3 separate regions of the Mus musculus genome follow, and all the other regions are linked to region 1. Evidence: chromatin loops called from intact Hi-C (ENCODE). Cell type or tissue: heart. All regions are shown on one strand. Links, peaks and the distances in the headings refer to the core of each region. The heading gives the core; the rest is flanking DNA.

What was found. A loop is a pair of places that touch in the nucleus more often than their neighbours do. Peaks named below come from ENCODE experiments on the same cell type or tissue, not always from the same donor. Only the 100,000 strongest peaks of a DNase experiment are listed, where the experiment ranks them.
Region 2: it touches region 1 in a loop (3-fold over the local background); 6 of 42 quality-filtered maps call a loop at or near these places.
Region 3: it touches region 1 in a loop (5-fold over the local background); 10 of 42 quality-filtered maps call a loop at or near these places.

Annotation. Positions count from the first base shown.
Region 1 is chr5:35,347,132-35,350,819 of GRCm38, reverse strand. No RefSeq gene overlaps it. Among named protein-coding and RNA genes, the nearest start is that of 4930478P22Rik, 13 kb to the left of the region's middle. In heart, for the core only: a CTCF peak has its summit at 1,816 (motif pointing right); a DNase peak (open chromatin) is centred at 1,849; H3K27me3 peaks cover 1,168 bases.
Region 2 is chr5:35,130,175-35,133,862 of GRCm38, reverse strand. No RefSeq gene overlaps it. Among named protein-coding and RNA genes, the nearest start is that of Lrpap1, 26 kb to the right of the region's middle. In heart, for the core only: a CTCF peak has its summit at 1,908 (motif pointing right); a DNase peak (open chromatin) is centred at 1,902; H3K27ac peaks cover 275 bases.
Region 3 is chr5:35,277,038-35,280,725 of GRCm38, reverse strand. Adra2c (adrenergic receptor, alpha 2c) reads right to left here and starts at 2,160. Exons shown (of 1, transcript NM_007418.3): 1 at 1-2,160. The coding sequence starts at 840. In heart, for the core only: a CTCF peak has its summit at 1,757 (motif pointing left); no DNase peak of the experiment used is centred there; H3K4me3 peaks cover 1,443 bases; H3K27ac peaks cover 791 bases; H3K27me3 peaks cover 2,500 bases.

The DNA.
Region 1 (3,688 bases), core at 383-2,882:
CTACAATCTTGAGGCCTTCTCTTACATAACCTCCAGGGTAGGATGGTGTCCTCCTGTGAGCCTCTTTCCTCACAGATAACCTTGTTCCTACTTACCATTGGCACCATAGACAGGGTAGGTAGACCACTGCATCCTTCCTCCGAGGTCCCCCAGGCCCACTGTCCTGAATCCTCTCACCAACCTCACTGTCCCTTTTCCACTGGTCTTCATCTTCTGTCCCTCTGTCCCACACAAAGCCCACAGCTCTGGGCTTTGAGTACCCCATTAGAACTACTCAAAAGGGCCAGAAATAGCCCAAGACCAGGATGAAGCACCAGGATCGCTGGGAGTAAGAGGGTGGGATGGGGGTTTGGCATCAATTGCACACTTCAGAACCTACAGAGAACCCTCGCAGGGTCCTTGCATTCTGGGGTCGTCGTCGTGGACCTACCTCCCCATGGGTCTGTCTCCAGGGCCTGGTGTCTCTCTACACTGCCTAGGGGATACACATTGACCCAGAGCAGAAGATGTACAACAGCAGCTCTGGCCTTTCTCCTGAGGGCCACTAGAGATAGATGACTGATCTGAACAGCTCAGGTACCCCTCGCCCCACCCCCACGTAGCTCCCTGTTCTATCTTGTTTCTGTCCTTTACTTTTTTCTCAGCCACTCAGAGCTTTTTTGGTTAGTTTTGCTTTGTGGTACTGGATACAGGTGAGGCCAGCATTCCACCTTCAAGTTCTGGCCCAGTGCTCATGGTTTGGTAGGCAGCAGGTATGTGTTAGTTGGGTTACCTTGTTTGGACTTGGCAGACCTGCATCTTGGAGCTGGTGGCTTCCTGCACTGTGAACCAGCTTCCTCAGTGTTTTTTCATGATCATTTGGAATTCTGAAGGCAGAGTGACCCAGTGTTCACTTGTGTCCTTCTGCTCTGCTCTGTAAGGACAGCTGGGGAGAAAGGTCAGGGGGCCTTAGGGCCTTCGTGTCAGGCCATCTGCTTCAGGTCTTACTGAAGCAGCAGGCTTCTCCTCTTCCCCCACTCCAGGTGCTAGGGGCCATCAGTAAACCCATCTCTGTGAGCCCAGAGCAGTCCTATCTGGCCAGGACTTGAAGGGCCTTTACTGTTGTTTCCTGATCTGATACAGTGGAAGGAGAAGGAGCTGGTTTTACACTTCGAAGCAGAACCTTGGGATGCAGAGCAGGGGCGTGGGGCACCAGTGCACACGTGTCTTCTCCCCTCTTTCCTGGGCAGGGCTTAGCTGCCCGTTTGTTCAGTGATCTTTCCCTTCCCTCCTGTACGGAGACAGGGTCGGCTGTCCTCCTGCACAGGAGTCAGGGTCAGCTCCCCTCCTGCGCAGGGGTCAGGGTCGGCTGTCCTCCTGCACAGGGGTTAGTCAGTTCCTCTGCTCTCTTCTGTGCAGGGATCAGGAGTCAGACATCCTGTGCAGAGGCCAGAATCTGCTTCCCTCTTGTACAGAGATCAGGACCAGCCCCTCTCTTTCCTCCCAGGGAGGGATCAGGGTCAGTCCCCTTTCTTGTGAAGAGATTGGGGTCAGCTCCCCATCTGTGCAGGGTCAGGGTCAGCTCCCCCCAGCCTCAGTTTCTGCATAGGGATGGAAGCACTGTGCATGTGTGCTCTTCCAAGGAGGGAATGCTGTGACATCCCCTTGTGCCAGAGAAAGTGAAAGGCAAAGATCCTGAGTTTACCTTCCAGGCTCATACAACCCAAGCCCTGCGGTCCCATTGGTATCCAGTGGAATCCCTTCTCTTGCTCCACTCTCTTCCTCCTCACCTTTGCAAGGGGAAACGAGTCTAGCTCCCCCTGAGACTAGTCAGCAGGGGGCAGCAAAGCTCTCCCTCAAACAAGGGACTATGTTCCCTTTAGCCAACTCCAACAACCACTGGAGGAAGTAGACTCTGGGTGGCATGTGTGTGCAGCTCTCAGAGAAATACCTGGGGGAGGGGGAGGTACATGGGAACCCAGTAGGAGCTAAGCCAGGCAGACAGACGGATACAGGCCTGAATTTAGGGGTGTTTTTATAGATACATGTGATATATAAAATATTAGAATGTAAGGGATATATAAAATATCAACTATCATCTATTTTCTATCTTCCTACTTCTGCTACTCTGGAGGACTCCACTTAATACAGCTAGTGTCACCATTGCTTTGATGTTCAGCATTCTGAAACTTGACTTAATTTACATAAAGCACCAGGGCAGGTGAACTGAAACCCAGCACTCTGGTAGAAGTCAGAGCTGGGACCGGAAAGGCGGCTCAGTGGTTAAGAGCTTGTAATGATCTTGCAGAGGACTGGACTTCAGTTCTCAGCACCCTCAGGACCGCTTGCATCTCCAGCTCCAGGAGGATCTGACTCCTCTGTCCTCCACAGGTACCTGCATCCAGGAACCCCCTTCCTCCCCCCACCCCCCAAGACACATAACTAAGCAAATCAGGATTAGGTCAACCTTGGTAGACAGGTGACCAAGGGGTGGGGGCTAGAGAGCTAGCATCTTCACTTTTCTTTTTCTCTCCTCACATGGCACTAACTGAGCCTTTTCATCCACACACAAGAAGCAGAGAGAAGGAGAAGCCGGCCTGCAGTGATGCACTTCTGTCAGCCAGGCTCCATCAATGTTCCATAGCCTCCTCAAACCCTGCCACCAACTGGGAAACCACAGGTTCAAACACACGAGCCCATGGAAAACATTCTTCATTCCAATGACTGCAGTCGCCCTGCCAGTCAAGGGTAGATCTGACAGGGTTTTTTTTTTTTTTTTTTTTTTTTTTGTTCTCTCTTTTTTTCCTTTCCTTTCTTCGAGATAGGGTTTCTCTGTGTAGCCCTGGCTGTCCTGGAACTCACTCTGTAGACCAGACTGGCCTCAAACTCAGAAATCCACCTGCCTTTGCCTCCCAAGTGCTAAGATTAAAGGCGTGCACCACCACTGCCTAGCTTTTTTTGTTTTTTAAATTTTATTTATTTTATATATGTGAGTACACTGTAGCTGTCTTCAGACACATCAGAAGAGGACATCAGAGCCCAGTACAAATGGCTGTGAGCCGCCATGTGGTTACTGGGAATTGAACTCAGGACCTCTGGAAGAGCAATCAGTGCTCTAAACCTCTGAGCCGATCTGGCAATTCTTGGTAGTTGTTTTCTTTCATGTCCTTGCCAGCTGTGGACACATGCAGAGGGACTAGCTTGAGGTCATTTACTGCTTCTGAGGACTGTACAGAAAGGGTACCACTGCACAGGCCCCCAGGCATGATGAGGCTGTGTCTCACTCTGGCGGTACATTCACGCTCATGGCGCTTAATGCTCTTACTCCCTTTCCTGTACAAATGTGCAAGTCTCCTGGTGGTTAGTGAAAGCTGGTGGGTGGCCCTGAAGTCACCCCTGCTATGGCCAAACATGGACTAAGTGAGGCAGCTTCACACAGCGCCACCAGCCGGTGGTGATGCCCATGTGCCCAGCCTTGTGCCAAGTGATAGTCACCTAACGTTCAATTCTCCTGAGCCTAGATAGTGGTGGCTAATGCCTCCCCTCAAGGAAAGCTGAGGTTTCTAAAGGAAATGACTGACTCTGGGCTTGGGACAGGAGACACATTGTAGGGCAAGAAAGCAAGGACAAGGTCAATCAGGTCATGTCCCAGATCACTAGAGCAAGCTGAGAGTCCCCATGGCTATAGCCGGAATGACGGAGAGTAAAG
Region 2 (3,688 bases), core at 758-3,257, 220 kb after region 1:
GGATGGCATGAGAGGTGCCTGCCTAGGGTCTAATGGTCGGGCTCACATGGCAGCCCAGGGTGTGCTAACAGTAGCTGCCTAGCAGTGAGCGAGAGACAGCCTGAGGCTCCTTGCCAGCTTCTTCATCTGCCCTAAGGGTCCTCATAGGCCACAGGTGTCCGCACTCATCTGTTTTTCCTGACGGAAGGTTTGGAGTCAGGAAGCTGGAGCCTATCCAGCCCCATGTTGAGATCTGATGCCTGTTCCATCCCAACACACAGCAAATAAGGTCTCCTCCACAAGGGCTCACATCTACCACTCCCAGGCCAGTGAGGGAAGGGCTGGTGTGGGGAGGGGCCTCCCCTCAGAACCATGTCCTCTAACCCAGCTTCTCTCACCATCTATTCTCATGAGCACACCTTAGTAAGGGGACAGAAGGATGTCCCTCTCGGATGTGAGGCAAGTTGAATGTGAATTGTCCTGTGCGCTAGAGTCACTTGGGAAGAGGGAGCCTCAACTGAGAAGATGCCCGGATCAGATTGCCCTGTGGTCAGGACTTTGGTACATTTTCTATTTTTCCTGAACTCATTCACCTTTCTCAGGAGTTACAATGAATGTTGTCTGTCCTCGATTTTAGGTTATTGCTAATGACATTTCTTTTTTTTTTCCAATTTTTTTTAGGTATGTTCTTCATTTACATTTCAAATGCTATCCCGAAAGTCCTCCATACCCTCCCCTCCCACCCCCCTACCCACTCACTCCCATTTCTTGGCCCTGGCGTTCCCCTGTACTGAGGCATATAAAGTTTGCACGACCAATGGGCTTCTCTTTCCACTGATGGTCGACTAGGCCATCTTCTGATACATATGCAGCTAGAGACACGAGCTCCAGGGTACTGGTTAGTTCATATTGTTGTTCCACCTATAGGGTTGCAGATCCCTTTAGCTCCTTGGGTACTTTTTCTAGCTTCTCCATTGGGGGCCCTGTGTTCCATCCAATAGCTGACTGTAAGCCTCCACTCTGTGTTTGCTAGGCCCCGGCATAGCCTCACAAGAGACAGCTATATCAGGGTCCTTTCAGCAAAATCTTGCTGGCGTATGCGATAGTGTCTGCGTTTGGAGGCTGCTTATGGGATGGATCCCCGGGTGCGGCAGTCTCTAGATGGTTGGTACATTTTCTTGATTGGTGATTGATGTGAGGGCCCAGATCATAACGAGTGGTACTACCCTGGGACAGTGGTCCTTGGTGCTATAAAGAAGCAGGCTGGGCAAGCTACAAGTATCCAGTCAGTAAGCCACACCTCTCCATGGCTCCTGCTTCTGTTCCTGCCTCCAGGACCCTGCGATGACTTTGCTCAGTGATATATTGTGACCAGGCCAAACAGTGGCACCTGGTGCAGGCTCACTGCAGTGGGGACAACATGGAAGGCAACAGTGCCATCTGCATGGCCAGAATGAAGCCACCAGAAGGAAGTGCAGTCACAGCTGTCTCCCGGACTGAGGTCAAACAGAAATCTGAAGGTGTCCAAAGGTGACAGGGGCACAGGAGAATCTATGGTGACACTAGGGAGGCTGCCCAATGGGACATATGCTCCCAACCCCCTCAGTCTCACCCAGAGATTTCTCCAGAAAATGACCATGCTGTGGTTTTGTTTAAAGGATCAGAAAGCAGGGACATGATCCCAGCTAGCCCAATTGCTCACTTTGACACCTTCTCAGCTATCCCGGTCTAAATCAGGCATCTGTCATGGAAATGAGAGTGAGTCAGATCTGAGCCTCCCTCCTGGACCCTGCTTTCAGCATCCAGATAAGAGACTGTAACCCTGAAAGGCCTACCTCACTGTCTGCCAAGCAGATAGCCTTCAGATGGGCCTGCTGAGGAAAAAGAGAGCCGGTCTCAAACGGGACACCACAGGCCTCTGCCAGAAGAGGGCAGCACTGAGACAGAAGTCGGAACCCACCCGCCGCTGCCAGGATTGTGTCTAGCCAAGCTTGCCTAGGCCAGCAGAGGCTGAAGCCAGGCAGGGAAAAGAGGGAGGAAGTGATGGGGCTGAGGGAGGGCTCTAAGTAGTGAGTGAATGAACAAGGAAAAAAGAAGGAAGGGGTCGTTGCCCAGACCAGCCCTGCAACTCTCATGGCTGAATCCAACCACATTTCCTCTCACCAGGGGCAGGCTTCAGTCCTGGAGGGGGTCTCGGACCACCTTGTCAGGCCTTTGGTTTGTCCTGTAAGAAAGCAAGGCTTATTGTCCCCACAGAAACAGTGGTGCCAGCTCCTCTTGATATCCTTAGCCAGAGCCATCTCTATGCCTGCTCAGCATCCCCTACCACTGCTCTCTAAGAGGCCTTCCTCCCAGCATCTGGGGTCCTCAGCTCTCAGGTGCAGGCAGCCTATCCAGCAAGCTCTGACAGTGCCTGTCACCTCTGCCTTCTAGGGTGGGGAACGTCTTAGGTCCAAGGAAGGCTCAGCAAGGCTGCTGGGTATCTGGAGTCAAGTCACCAGCAGATGGAGCCTGAGCACCCCAGGGAAAGGCCACTTTGATGGCCCTGCCATGATTAGCTTTTGTGGCCCTTAGCCACATATGCTTTCTGCAGGTGGAGGTCCACAAGGTGAGTCCCTAGGGATAGACTATCTTCCCTCCAAAATGGGCCCTGTGTTGGTCAGCTTCCTATCTTTATAAAGAAGGTGGTACAGTGAGTAACACACTTGCCACACAACCATGAGGCCCTGAGTTTGAATACCCAGAATCTACATAAAACTGGGCCCAGTAGCACAAGTGTGTATACAAGGAATCCCAGAATTCCTGCAAGGAGTTGAGAGGCAAACAGGAGAGGTCCTGAGCTCAGAGACCCCGTCTCAAACAAGGTGGAAAGCATAGGCTGTCCTCTGACCTCCACATGCACTGACAGGAACAGCTTAAGGAAGGGACATTTGCTCTGCTCACGGTTTCAGAGGGTTCAACCCACAGTCACAGTTACGCGGCTCCGTGTTTCTGAGTCTGTGGCGTGGCAGTGTCATGGCCACAGGAGTGTGCAAAGGCTGGAGAAATTATATCCACCACAGTCTTCTGTCCTCCAGGCAAGTCCCACCTCCTCCCTCCCACCACCTCCCAATAACACATAGCATAAACCCATAAAGGAATTATTTCACTGATTAGATCAGATCCCTCACAGTCTAGTAGACCCTGGGGACAGAATGACTCAGAGGCTGCTCCAAGATAACCCGTCAAAACCAGGAAAGGGGTCTGGGTCCCAGTACCCTCTCCATGGGACACCCAGTGAACTAACTTCCTGCAGATCCCCCTCACAGCACTACTCTGGGGGCTACGACTTTGACACACGGCCTCTGGGAGAGAGTTAGAATCCAATTAGAGCACTGCTCAGCCTGGAGCCTGGGACCAACCTGGCGTGCAGATAGAGTAGCAAAGAGGCCAGAAAGCCCCCTCACTCAGTGACAGCTGCACCTTGGCTGAGTGTGATGCACACTGGTCATGCCGGGAGTGTGAGGCAGGAGGATCACGTGCTCCAGGCCTGAGGTCCTTGTTGAGGGCTTGTTTCAGAAAAGCCTGGGTGTAGCATGTGTGAAGTCTGGGTCCCAACCCCACCACCAAGGAGAGTGAAGAAGCCGAGTCTTCTCTTCCACCCTGGATGGAGGCTCGGCTTGTGATCGCTTCAGCTAAGGATAATGGCAGCTGCAGTACCAGAAGGCGT
Region 3 (3,688 bases), core at 758-3,257, 70 kb after region 1:
TTCAGTGCGCGGGGGCGCGCAATGCCCGTTCTCCCCCGCTGCCTTGCCCAGCCCATTCTCTGTGGTCGGGGACGCGCCGTCGGGGCCGGCGGGGCCGCGTTTCTCGCTGAGCGTACGCGTGCGCAGCTTGGCCACGCGGTAGATGCGCGCATAGACCAGGCCCATGATGAGGCAGGGCGCGAAGAAGGAGCCTATGCAGGAGGACAAGATGTACCAGGTCTCATCGTTGAGGCCGCACTGCGGATAGGCGGCGCCGTCGGGCCGGCGGTAGAACGAGACGAGAGGCGGGAAGGAGATGACAGCGGAGATGAGCCACACGGCCACGATGGTGGCCTTGACACGGCGCGGCGTGCGCTTCAGGTTGTACTCTACCGCTTGCGTCACCGACCAGTAGCGGTCCAGACTAATGGCACACAGGTGCACGATGGACGAGGTGCAGAAGAGCACGTCCAGTGCCAGGTATACACCACACCACACTTGCCCGAAGTACCAGTAGGCCATGAGCTCATTGGCCAGAGAAAAGGGCATGACCAGTGTGGCCACCAGGATGTCAGCTGAGGCCAGAGACACCAGGAAGAGGTTCTGCGGGGCGCGCAGTGCTCGGCTGGTCAACACAGCGATCACCACGAGCACATTGCCTACCACGGTGAAAACGATGAGGAAACCCACCACAGCTGCCAACCCCGCCACAGCACCTGCGGAGTACTGGCCCGGCGGTGGCACCCAGTCGGTCCCCGAGGCGTTGGCACCCCCGCCGCTACCCCATTCGCCCGCGTCGCTCCCGTTGGGGCCCTCAGCCGCCGCCGCCGCCAGCGCCGCGGCCAGCGCTGGGGACGCCATGGTCCTCCCGAGAGCTACGCGGTCCTGCCAGGAGCCCGGGCGCAGCCTCGGCAGCTCGGGCGCCCCACAGCCAGGGTCGGCGTCCGCATCGCCGCCTGCTCCTCCGGCGCGCCGGCTGGGGGCCACGAAGCCCCGCAGCCGGCTCTCGGCCGTGGTGGCCCGGCGGGCGGGCGGCGCGCCGGAGAGCGTGGCTGCCGGGCTCCCCGCAGCTGCCGCGCGCGTAAGTGCAGAGCTGGAGGTGCCCAGAGAGCGCGGCGACGCGGCGGTGGGGGGGAATGGGGGTAGGTCCCGGGTCCTCGAGCGGCCCCGCCCTCGGCCTGGGTTCAGTGGGAGCGTCCCGGCCGCCAGCCCACGGAGATGCGGTGTCCAAGCTGGTGCACGCAAGCGGCTCCACGGTCCGGGTGCCCGACTGGGCTGCAGGCTGCAGGCGGCGGCCCGGACACTCTGCTTCCCAACGGGCTGGCTGGGGCTAAGCGAGCCGGGGCGCAGGTTGCCGTTCTTCCGGGTCCCTGCAACTTTACTTTGCGGGGCTGGGCGCCGACACCCGCGGTCCTCCTGCTGCTCCCGAGTGCGGGCGCCCCCCAAGGTCCGCGTTCGGCCGTGCGGGCGCCGCCTCGCCCTCCCCGCTCGCCGGTGCAGCGTCTCCGCCGCCGCGGAGCGCTTGGCGCAAGTGCTGTCGCCCGGGCTCGGCTTCCAACTTGAGTCCAGTAGCGCAGCGGGGAGGGCGCAGCGGGGCGGGGCGGGGCGCCCCGCAGGCCCGAGCCGCGGGCCCGGGGGGAGCGGGCCGGGAGCCGGAGCCCGCGGCCGCCTGGGCGAACCTGCCGGCGGCGCCGGGGAGGAGCCCTAGGCGGCGGCGCAGGGCGCGCACTCGGCGAGGGCGCCCCCTCCAGGGCCAACTGCAGCCTGCGGGGCCCGGCTGAGCGCGGGCTGGCCTGAGCGGTGAGTTCTAGAAGCCTGCTCTTTCTAAGATCGTAGTCTCCACCTCACTCGGTTACAGGCGACGGAGCGCGCGCGGGCGCGCACACCGGCTCGTAAGGGGCTGGCTCGGGGTCCGCGGCCTGATTGGAGAGTGCGCTTGTAGCAGCATGGCAGAGACACTGCTGGTGCGCATCATTCCTTTGGAGCTTAGGGTCCCTGCTCCCCTGCAGAGCCACCTCCTCAGTCAGCCTCAGTTCCCTCCTCTGAGTACCTCTCAGCGCTGCGGGATCGTGAATCATAACCACGGTGTCAGTCGAGGCCCAGATCAAGCTCCCAAGCTCTATACCCATGTTGGCAATTGTTGAAGTTGAATCTTAATGCTGTGTGATCCCGCTTTTCACAGCTGGAGGGGACGCTCCAGACCTGCGCTTTTGACAAACTCAAAACTGACCTGCCCCATGCAGCGTGATTTTGTGGGAGTAGGTTTAAGAGAGGGCGAGCAAATCAAATGTTGGGGAGATCTCGTGTCAGTTTCACAGAGGTTCTGTCACGTGTGGCCTGAGTTGAGTTGAGGCACTGGTCTCTGCCTCCAGGCAGCCCCAGGTCTGCAGGGAGGATGTGGCCAAGAGAATAAATTGGACTTTCCAGACCTAGCGTTTCCCTGCTAGAACTAAAGGAGTACCATTCTCTCCACCAAGGCTGGCCAGGACCTCATTACACAGGTCAGATAGACCGGAAAGGGAGGGGAGTTGGCAATCCACTGGCAGAAGGCCTCATCAGAAAGTCATTCTGAGGACCTTGGAGCCATGACCTGTGGCATCTGGACTTGTCCCTGCTCTGGTGGCTGCTTCTCCCTGCAGTCCTTGAGGATAGTGCAACCTCCTTGTGGGCACTGCAGCCCTAGAGGACCCACAGGACCTACCCTCAGGGCAGGGGTGTCCAACTAGGATTAGGCAGACGACAAACATTTCAGACCATGGGCCTGTCTTGAGTACTGTGCCCGTGCAGGACACACTTCTTGATGCCTGTCCTGGGCACTTTCTAACTCAGGGCTTGCAAAGTGCCATGTGCTGTCACCTGAGAATGTGAACTATGAGGAAGAACCGCCAAGGTTTTTTAACAAGTCCTTCTTACCCAGAGGCCCCAACAAGGGCCACTGATCAAAACAACTTCAGTTGGTTTGTATAGAAGCCCCCAGATGACTCCAACATCAGTATATTGGAGGAAGAGGAGGTCTGGCCTTATGGTGTTTGTGTCTGGATATTCACCCCCACACTGAGTGCCATCAAAGCCCTGGAACTTCCCCACCCCCCATCCCTACCCCCAACCCAGCCTAGAAGCAAAGGAGGAGGTGACAGCATGTATCACCTTTGGATATGGAGGAGTTATTAGGAAAAAGCTTTGTGGACCATGCTCCCTAGGGACTGAGGTAGTCCCCAGTGTGTGGATGGTCCCTAAGACAGAGTGCTCTTTAGGAATGTGGGTACTCCTTCAGATGGGATGCTTCTTTGGTGAGAGTGCCCCCCGAAGAGGCTGGTTTAGTTCTGAGGATGTGGGAGCCTGAGGACGATGAGGGGAAGGGCAAGTGGGCACTGGTCGGGTACTGTTGGAGAGATGGCTTCTCCCCTTGCAGGCAGCATTGTGGACCTGCCTGAGTCAGAGATGCTGTCATATGAGAAGCTGAGGGGACAACAGGTAGTCTAGCCCAAGCCCTGACTGCACACAGCCTCACGTTTCCAAGTGATGCCTGCCTAGGCAAAGGGATGCCCTGGGAGCCCTGCAAGGGAAGCCTGCAAGGGCATCTGCAGGGCTCGCTACTGAGTGACCTAGGCTCTTGGGGATGATGGCTACATGCTGTAGGGATGCTGACCATACCTCCCGGCATAACTGAGAGGAAGCCACTCTGGAGTCAGCAGCCAGAAGTGAGAGT